Regions from separate parts of the Homo sapiens genome. Here regions 2 and 3 are each linked to region 1. The links are chromatin contacts, found by Hi-C or POLR2A ChIA-PET in ENCODE. All regions are on one chromosome and are shown on one strand. The core of a region is the stretch at or near the end of the contact, and the rest is flanking DNA. Distances in the headings are between cores, read along the strand shown. Region 1 has its middle 24 kb from the start of ZNF778. Region 2 overlaps ANKRD11 (ankyrin repeat domain containing 11). Region 3 overlaps ANKRD11 (ankyrin repeat domain containing 11).

Region 1 (2,721 bases), core at 203-2,702:
AGGCCTGGTGCCTCTGCTCTCCTGTCGACGGTGGGTGGCTGCGCAGGTGCAGGCAGCATCTGTGCCCTTGGCCCGCTTGGAACTTTTGTTAAAGATTAGACGTTTGAGGCCGGGCACAGCGGCTCACGCCTGTAATCCCAGCACTTTGGGAGGCCAAGGTGGGCAGATCACAAGGTCAGGAGATCGAGACCATCCTGGCTAACACGGTGAAACCCCGTCTCTTCTAAAAATACAAAAAAAATTAGCCGGGCGTGGTGGCGGGTGCCTGTAGTCCCAGCTACTCGGGAGGCTGAGGCAGGAGAATGGCGTGAACCCGGGAGGCAGAGCTTGCAGGGAGCCGAGATCGCGCCACTGCACTCCAGCCTGGGCGACAGAGCGAGACTCCGTCTCAAAAAAAAAAAAATTAGACGTTTGAATCTAATAATATAACTCTGAAAGTCAGACTCTCCCCATTCCCCAGGGTTTGCTGGGTTTTGGTTTTGTTGACTGTTGTGTTTTTTGTTGTTGTGGGCTGCCTCTGTGCTGATGCTCAGCCTGAGGTGTCAACTGAAGACATTCTCACGTCTTTCCTGATCATCTATCTATATTTATATATATAACATATATAAATATATAGTAAATATATATGTATATATACACACACACACATACGTGTGTGTGTGTGTATATATATATATATATATTTTTTTTTTTTTTTTTTTTGAGACAGAGTCTAGCTCTGTCACCCAGGCTGGAGTGCAGTGGGGCGATCTCAGCTCACTGCAAGCTCCGCCTCCCGGGTTCACGCCATTCTCCTGCCTCAGCCTCCAGAATACCTGGAAGCACAGGCGTGAGCCACCACATCCGGCTAATTTTTTAAACTTTTTTTCGTAGAGACACGGTCTCCCTGTTTCCCAGGCTGGTCTCAAACTCCTGGACTCTAGCGATCCCCCCAGCTTGAGCTCCCAAATTGCTGGGATTCCCGTCGTGAGCCACCATGTCCAGTCTAACTGTCTTTTAAAGAAGTTTAAAAATTACTCTCTAGCTGCGCAAGGTGGTTGGTGCCTGTAATCCCAGCAGTGTGGGAGGCTCTGGTGGGAGGACCACTCGAGCCCAGGAGGCTGAGGCTGCAGTGAGCCACGATAGCGGCACTGCACTGCAGCCTGGGCGACAGAGCGAGATCCTGACTCAAAAAAAAAAAAAAAAAGAAAAGAAAAGAAAAAGAAAAGAAAAAAGAAGAAAACACTTAAAGGATGACATCATTTTCGGGCGTTTCGTCCTTTGGGATTTGCCGTTTTCAGGATTTCACACCGTAGGGATGTTGATCTCTTGTGACTTCAACACTCCGGGTTCTGCTCTTCAAGACTCTGGCTGAGGTCTGTTTCAAACAGAGCCCAAACACGCAGATCTGTCGTCATCTAGGTCCCGTCTGCCCTGTGTGCCCTGTGAAATGGTGCCAAACATCCGCTAGCCACAGAAAAACCGACACCTGAGAGCTGTCGGTCCCCCAGCCCCGGCTGCCCTTCAGACGGTACCGACCGCGGCTCCCGCCGGGCTGCTGAGTGTGTCACTGTCGCCCAGCACACGAGCCCCTCTCCGATCCCCCGAGTTCCTCACCGAGTCCCTTACCCCCGGAAGTCCCTCGCTCTCCTCCCTTCCCCCCGGAAGTCCCTCGCTCTCCTCCCTTCCCCCCGGAAGTCCCTCGCTCTCCTCCCTTCCCCCCGGAAGTCCCTCGCTCTCCTCCCTTCCCCCCGGAAGTCCCTCGCTCTCCTCCCTTCCCCCCGGAAGTCCCTCGCTCTCCTCCCTTCCCCCCGGAAGTCCCTCGCTCTCCTCCCTTCCCCCCGGAAGTCCCTCGCTCTCCTCCCCTTCTGAGCGGTGACCCCCACCCCGAAGCCGGCGAGGCACCGCGGAACCCGGTCTGCCTGCGCTACCGCCCCCTGCTGGCCAGGCCCTCTTCCCAATCGCCCCGAAACCATTCACATCACCCACGTGTGCACGTTTTGTCCACATTTAGATCCCTGATCCATTTGCAGCTTATTCCTGTGAACGGTGTAATTTTTTGGGGGGCGGGGGGAAGGCGGGGTCTCGCTCTGTCACCCAGGCTGGAGTGCAGTGGCGCCATCTCGGCTCACTGCAAGCTCCACCTCCCGGGCTCAACCAATTCTCCTGCCTCAGCCCCCTGAGTAGCTGGGATTACAGGCCCGCACCACCATGCCTGGCTAACTTTCGTATTTTTAGTACAGATGGGGTTTTTCTTTTCTTTTCTTTTCTTTTGAGATGGAGTCTCACTGCTGCCCAGGCTGGAGTGCAGTGGCGCGATCTCGGCTCGCTGCAAGCTCCGCCTCCCGGGTTCACGCCATTCTCCTGGCTCAGCCTCCCGAGTAGCTGGGACTACAGGCGCCCGCCACCACGCCCGGCTAATTTTTTTGTATTTTTAGTAGAGACGGGGTTTCACTGTGTTAACAAGGATGGTCTCGATCTCCTGACCTCGTGATCCGCCTGCCTCGGCCTCCCAAAGTGCTGGGATCACAGGCGCGAGCCACTGCGCCTGCCCGAGATGGGGTTTCACCATGTTGGCCAGGCTGGTCTCGAACTCCTGATCTCAACTGATCTGCCCCCCCTTGGCCTCCCAAAGTGCTAGGATTACAGGCGTGAGCCGCCACACTCGACCTGAACGGTGTAATTTATACATGTAAAACCATCTTGTTCAGACAGCTCACCAGTTGTCCTAGCACCTTTCAT
Region 2 (2,765 bases), core at 104-2,603, 180 kb before region 1:
TGGTCGAGTACTATGGGGTTACAATCTTCCCGGAGGTCGCCTGAGTTTCATTATCCCGTTGTACGCCGTCCCCTTACCCGCTTACAAGGTTGTACCCTGTCCTCTTACCCGCTTAAGTTTTGATTTCCCAATACTGAAACTTTCTTCCCATTTATGGGCTGACCCCTCTTCTACATTTTGTTCGCTTATTGTGACCTTCTAGGTGCACGAGCCGTGCGGTTTGTTACATCCGCAGGCTGGCTGCCATTGCGTAGATTTATCATGCCTGGAAAACGGACCATTTAAAACGTTTTCTTACACCATCGAAGCACATCTGGGCTGATTCCAGTTTCTGGTGCTTATGAATAAAACAGCTGTGAACAACTGAGTGGAGTTTATTGGACCATTTTTGACCTCTAGTAATGGTGGGCTCACATGTTTGAGTTGAGTTGGGTCAGGTGCTGAGTGCCTGCTGCTGCAGGCACCACCTTGTGCTTTCAGGTTAACTCTAACCACACATCTCATGCCTTCTCTGTGCATGTATTTGAAGTTACTGAAAAAGTATTTGTCAAGAAAGCCACAGCTCCGCACTAGTCTCTTAAAACCCATCCGTATGCTCCTGTACTCATGAAAGGAATGCACTGCGGGCCGTTCTGTGGGAAGCAGGGAAAAGACAGACCTGGCCCTGAGACAGGCTGGTGTGACTGCCGTTCGGAGCCCAGGGTTAATGGTGCTGGTTAGTCAGCCAGTGTCGGGGGCAGATGCCCATCGTCAGTGGCTCCCCTGTGGACCCTCCCACCCAGCCTAACGCGAATGAAAATCATTGTTTGCATAAGGTCATAGCTCTGGCTAGCAGCGTTTTGAGACCAAGGCCAGTGTAGGGACCTGTCTTTGCTAACATGGACTCCTGGGCTCTGAGGGTGTTGGGAAGGTGGCTCACGGGAGGGAGCTGAGGGGCCTGAGCTCACAGCTGTGAAACCACCGTGGCCCTTGGTTGTCTGAAGGAGCAGCGGTGTGGGGCAGCCACAGGCCTCGTGGTTTTTCTCTGCTGTCAGTTGGGGTTAGTCAGTGTGGACAGAAAGAATTGCTCATCTTAGCGGATTGAAGACTATGGTTAGCAAGCAGTTGTAGATCTCCTGATTGAAAAAAGTGATTATTGATGTGCTTTGATATAAAGAAAGAAAAAAAGAAAAAAGTGATTAAAGTGGGAGTGAATTAAACATTAATACAGTTGTGTCAGTCAGAGTCTCCTGAAACTTGTGATTCTCTTAGGGGAGAAAAGGGAGACTGTAATAAAAACATGAGCAATCTTGAACTTCCGTTCCTTTCCAAAAATAAGCATCAGGTCTGCCCAGCTTCCTTCCCAGGGAGGCTGTGATTCTGTTTCGGACGGTGCTCGTGGCTGTGACTGTTCGTCGAGAGCAGTGAGTAAAGCAGCTCTCATGCAACAAAGCGAGGGGAGAGCCCAGGGCGTTGAAAGAGGTGGGGTGCGATTGGGTCAGCGCGAATATCGTGTTATTACTTGACATATTGAAAAGTGTGTTTATTACTGACCCATAGTCGCACCTGTTAGTGGAGTCCGGTAGGATGCCTCAGTCCGTGGATGCCTTGTTTACCGATGAGACCAGGGTGGTTACTGTGTCCATCCCCTCAAATACCACTTCTTTTTGGTGATAACATCCAAGATCCTTTTTTTTAAAATTGCTTTTTTTAAAAGAAAAATTCTGTAAAAAAATTCTTTTAATGGTTTGGATATTCTTAGGGTCTCAGTCGCTCGCCCAGGTGGAGTGCAGTGGTGCCACCCTAACTGACTGCAGCCTTGAGCTTCTGTGCGGAAGTGATCCTCCCACCTCGGCCTCTTAAAGTTCTGGGATTATAGGTTTGGCCTAGAGCTCTTTCTTCTTAGGTAACTTTAACTTTTTACCCGTTGATTGTATTAAATAATTTTCTTTCCCTATCCCTAACGTGGCAAATAACCCACTTAAAGGGGTTGATGAGAGTAAGGAGTCCAGAGTGGTAAGAGCATTTAAAACCTCACATTGCTCCACCATTCAGAGAGAGCCGCCATTAGTACCTCCTGGGTTTCCTAACACAGAATGCGTGTAGCCGACTCCTTAGCACCTGGGTTATCATCTTGTCCTGTTGCCATTTCCATAGGTAGAAGCAACTCCCTGTTGTTTTAACTGGATTCTGGTTTTGGTTACCCCCACCCCTGCCCCAAGACATGGATGGGCAGTGGTCCTGTCATCACACACTGACCCTTCGTGTCTCACCCCCACCCCCAGACATGGACGGGTGATGGTCCCATCCCTGACTCCGTCATCACACACCGACCCTTCGTGTCTCACCCCCACCCCCAGACGTGGACGGGTGATGGTCCCATCCCTGACTCCGTCATCACACACCGACCCTTCGTGTCTCACCCCCGCCCCCAGACATGGACGGGTGATGGTCCCATCCCTGACTCCGTCATCACACACCGACCCTTCGTGTCTCACCCCCGCCCCCAGACATGGACGGGTGATGGTCCCATCCCTGACTCCGTCACCACACACCGACCCTTCGTGTCTCAGCCCCACCCCCAGACATGGACGGGTGATGGTCCCATCCCTGACTCCGTCATCACACACCGACCCTTCGTGTCTCACCCCCGCCCCCAGACATGGACGGGTGATGGTCCCATCCCTGACTCCGTCATCACACACCGACCCTTCGTGTCTCACCCCCACCCCCAGACATGGACGGGTGATGGTCCCATCCCTGACTCCGTCATCACACACCGACCC
Region 3 (2,700 bases), core at 50-2,549, 210 kb before region 1:
TGAGGAATGCTAGAAGCACCCAGGGGAGCAGCTTGAGGAACCCTAACAGCACCCAGGGGAGCAGCTTGAGGAACCCTAGAAGCACCCAGGGGAGCAGCTTGAGGAACCCTAGAAGCACCCAGGGGAGCAGCTTGAGGAACGCTAGAAGCACCCAGGGGAGCAGCTTGAGGAACCCTAACAGCACCCAGGGGAGCAGCTTGAGGAACCCTAGAAGCACCCAGGGGAGCAGCTTGAGGAACCCTAGAAACACTCAGGGGAGCAGCTTGAGGAACCCTAACAGCACCCAGGGGAGCAGCTTGAGGAACCCTAGAAGCACCCAGGGGAGCAGCTTGAGGAACCCTAGAAACACCCAGGGGAGCAGCTTGAGGAACCCTGGAAGCACCCAGGGGAGCAGCTTGAGGAACCCTAGAAGCACCCAGGGGAGCAGCTTGAGGAACCCTAGAAGCACCCAGGGGAGCAGCTTGAGGAACCCTGGAAGCACCCAGGGGAGCAGCTTGAGGAACCCTGGAAGCACCCAGGGGAGCAGCTTGAGGAACCCTGGAAGCACCCAGGGGAGCAGCTTGAGGAACCCTGGAAGCACCCAGGGGAGCAGCTTGAGGAACCGTAGCAGTGGTAGCTGCTGAGAGTCTGGCCTAGAGCCGCTTTCATAGTGGCTTGGTTTAAGACAGAGTTATAATTTGTGAAGGAGAAAATTGGCATTAATATATGAGCAGTGCTTATTAAAAATTAATTGCTTATATGAGTGTAGTATGATTGTTTTAGAAAGTTGCCTTTTCTTAGGGTTTTTTTACCCACTAGGTCAAGGATGTAAGATTTGCAACCTGCAGTAGAAGTCTTCTGTGCCCATGTGGGTCGGATCCTTGCTGTGGGACTCAGCGTAGGCCTCAGGTGCTCTCCTTATCTGCCCCTGTGTCCCAGGCAAGCCTGCAGAAGTTGTGGTCTGTGGCCTTGGTCTGTAAGCTACAGCTGCCCACACTTGCTGGGCAGTGACTGAGAGCAGCTCTTCAGGCTCTCTTGGTTGTGGCGCGGCTGTCGTTGTGTTGGCTGTGGTTGTGTTGGCTGTGGTGTGCCAGGGGGTGTTGTGAAGCACTCCCCCATGATGAGTTTAGAGTGTATGTCATTTGCATTGTGGAAGGATTATTGTGAAACATGTACTACCTGCCGGGTGCTCTTCTGTGTGCTCCATGTAGGTCCACTCAGACAGTCTTGGGAACTCCCGAGGTGCGGGTGCTCCTCTGCCCCTTGTGGCAGAGATAAGTCAGTTGAGGCACAAGGAAGTTGGGCCACTTGCCCAGGGAAGTTAGAAGTTGGGAGTGGACGCCAGCACTGGACCCTGGGCAGGCTGGCTCCAGAGTCCTGCCTCGAATTCACAAGTTCTGTCTCCAGTCATGTTTTACTTCCTGTTCTCCTTCATGTAATACTTCCTGTTCTTCTTCTTGGACAGGTCAGTGGCATCCGGTCTCTTTTGTTTGCCGCTGTGTCTTCAGCACATCACATTGTCCTGAGTGTCCTGTGCTTGTATTTTCCCATATGTTTTTTCGTGCTTGAACAGATGCTTTGTGCTTTTATTTAAATAACATCTGTCTTGCCTCCTTTCTGTTAGCCACACTTTTTAAAGTATGCAATACAAGTGATGGTCAGCTGGCAAGCAGCTTTGTCCTAGGGGACACCTTAGCAGGCAGGACGTGTTCCTGTGAAACGTGGTTTGGCTTGTAATAGTGTCTGGGAAGGAAGAGAATTCTGTCTTGTCCTACTTAAATTAGTACTTTAACTTAGTTGAAATTCCTATTAGAAATTTTGAGGAAACTTCCATAAGGAAATGTGTGTTCTCCAAGGGATTCCTCTTCCATTTTAAGTTGGAAGTTGTTATAAACATGGTTATTGACCTCGAACAATAATTTTCTTATTTCTGGGTTTTGAAACGTTGATGTAAGCAACTGAAACAAAATTTAATGTCAGAGAAGTAGTGAGTATCTAAGAAATGCACTTAATCCCTGAAGGGCAGGGCAATAAAAACAAAAAGGAGCCAAGATATTTATCTTGTTAAATACTATTATGAAAACGGCAACAACAACAACAAAAAAGAAATGTGCTTCAGATGTTCTGTGCAGCCGGGCGTGGTGGCTTACATCTGTCATCCCAGCACTTTGGGAGGCCGAGTCAGGAGGATTGTTTGAGCCCAGGAGTTTGACACCAGCCTGGGCAACATAAGGAGGCCCTGTCTCTATTTAGAAAATAAAATAAAAGATGGTATGTGTTTATCCACGCATGTGTGATTGTATGAAAAAGCGGGCGTGTGCAGTTTCTTTCAAGAAGACCATGTGAAAACAAGAATCTAAAAGTAGTGAGGGGAATAGGACCTCTTAACTTTCAAAGATACCATCAAAGTATTCTTTTTTTTTTTTTTTTTTTTTTGAGATAGAGTCTCTCTCTGTTGCCTAGGCTGGAGTGCAATGGCATGATCTCTGCTCACTGCAACCTCTGCCTCCCAGGTCTGGAGATTTTCCTGCCTCCTGCCTCAGCCTCCTGAGCTGAGATTACAGGCTCCCGCCACCACACTCGGCTAATTTTTGTATTTTTAGTAGAGATGAGGTTTCACCATGTTGGCCAGGCTGGTCTCAATCTCTTGACCTCAGGTGATCCACCCGCCTCAGCCTCCCAGAGTGCTGAGAGCAGCATTCTTGATTAAAAAAAAAGTAA

Evidence for each region. A loop is a pair of places that touch in the nucleus more often than their neighbours do. ChIA-PET counts read pairs that join two places held with the same protein, here RNA polymerase II (POLR2A). Pooled maps may share reads with other maps.
Region 2: a loop to region 1 is called in a pooled map, with 4 times the contacts of the local background. The contact joins two enhancer-like sites. A Hi-C loop is called at or near these places in 2 of 37 single-sample maps with no recorded cell type and 4 of 50 pooled maps. POLR2A ChIA-PET finds 5 or more read pairs at or near these places in 4 of 52 experiments (OCI-LY7, PC-3, activated CD4-positive, alpha-beta T cell and 1 more).
Region 3: a loop to region 1 is called in a map with no recorded cell type, with 8 times the contacts of the local background. The contact joins two enhancer-like sites. A Hi-C loop is called at or near these places in 1 of 37 single-sample maps with no recorded cell type and 2 of 50 pooled maps. POLR2A ChIA-PET finds 5 or more read pairs at or near these places in 3 of 52 experiments (H1, activated CD4-positive, alpha-beta T cell and naive thymus-derived CD8-positive, alpha-beta T cell).

What each region holds. Positions count from the first base shown.
Region 1 is chr16:89,240,167-89,242,887 of GRCh38, reverse strand. No RefSeq gene overlaps it. Among named protein-coding and RNA genes, the nearest start is that of ZNF778, 24 kb to the right of the region's middle. RefSeq lists an enhancer at 747-1,263 and a silencer at 1,771-1,860. Within about 2 kb of position 1,452, at least 41 of the 41 ENCODE cell types and tissues checked have a DNase peak (open chromatin) inside an H3K27ac peak, as active enhancers do; they include PC-3, where a contact is called at or near this core.
Region 2 is chr16:89,421,282-89,424,046 of GRCh38, reverse strand. All of the region lies in intron 1 of ANKRD11 (ankyrin repeat domain containing 11), which reads left to right. Among named protein-coding and RNA genes, the nearest start is that of ANKRD11, 68 kb to the left of the region's middle. RefSeq lists enhancers at 630-729, 316-816. Within about 2 kb of position 1,353, at least 14 of the 41 ENCODE cell types and tissues checked have a DNase peak (open chromatin) inside an H3K27ac peak, as active enhancers do; they include PC-3, where a contact is called at or near this core.
Region 3 is chr16:89,452,495-89,455,194 of GRCh38, reverse strand. All of the region lies in intron 1 of ANKRD11 (ankyrin repeat domain containing 11), which reads left to right. It overlaps LOC101927817 (a long non-coding RNA gene), which reads right to left. Exons shown (of 3, transcript NR_110932.1): 3 at 701-1,937. Among named protein-coding and RNA genes, the nearest start is that of ANKRD11, 37 kb to the left of the region's middle. RefSeq lists an enhancer at 748-1,568. Within about 2 kb of position 1,299, at least 13 of the 41 ENCODE cell types and tissues checked have a DNase peak (open chromatin) inside an H3K27ac peak, as active enhancers do.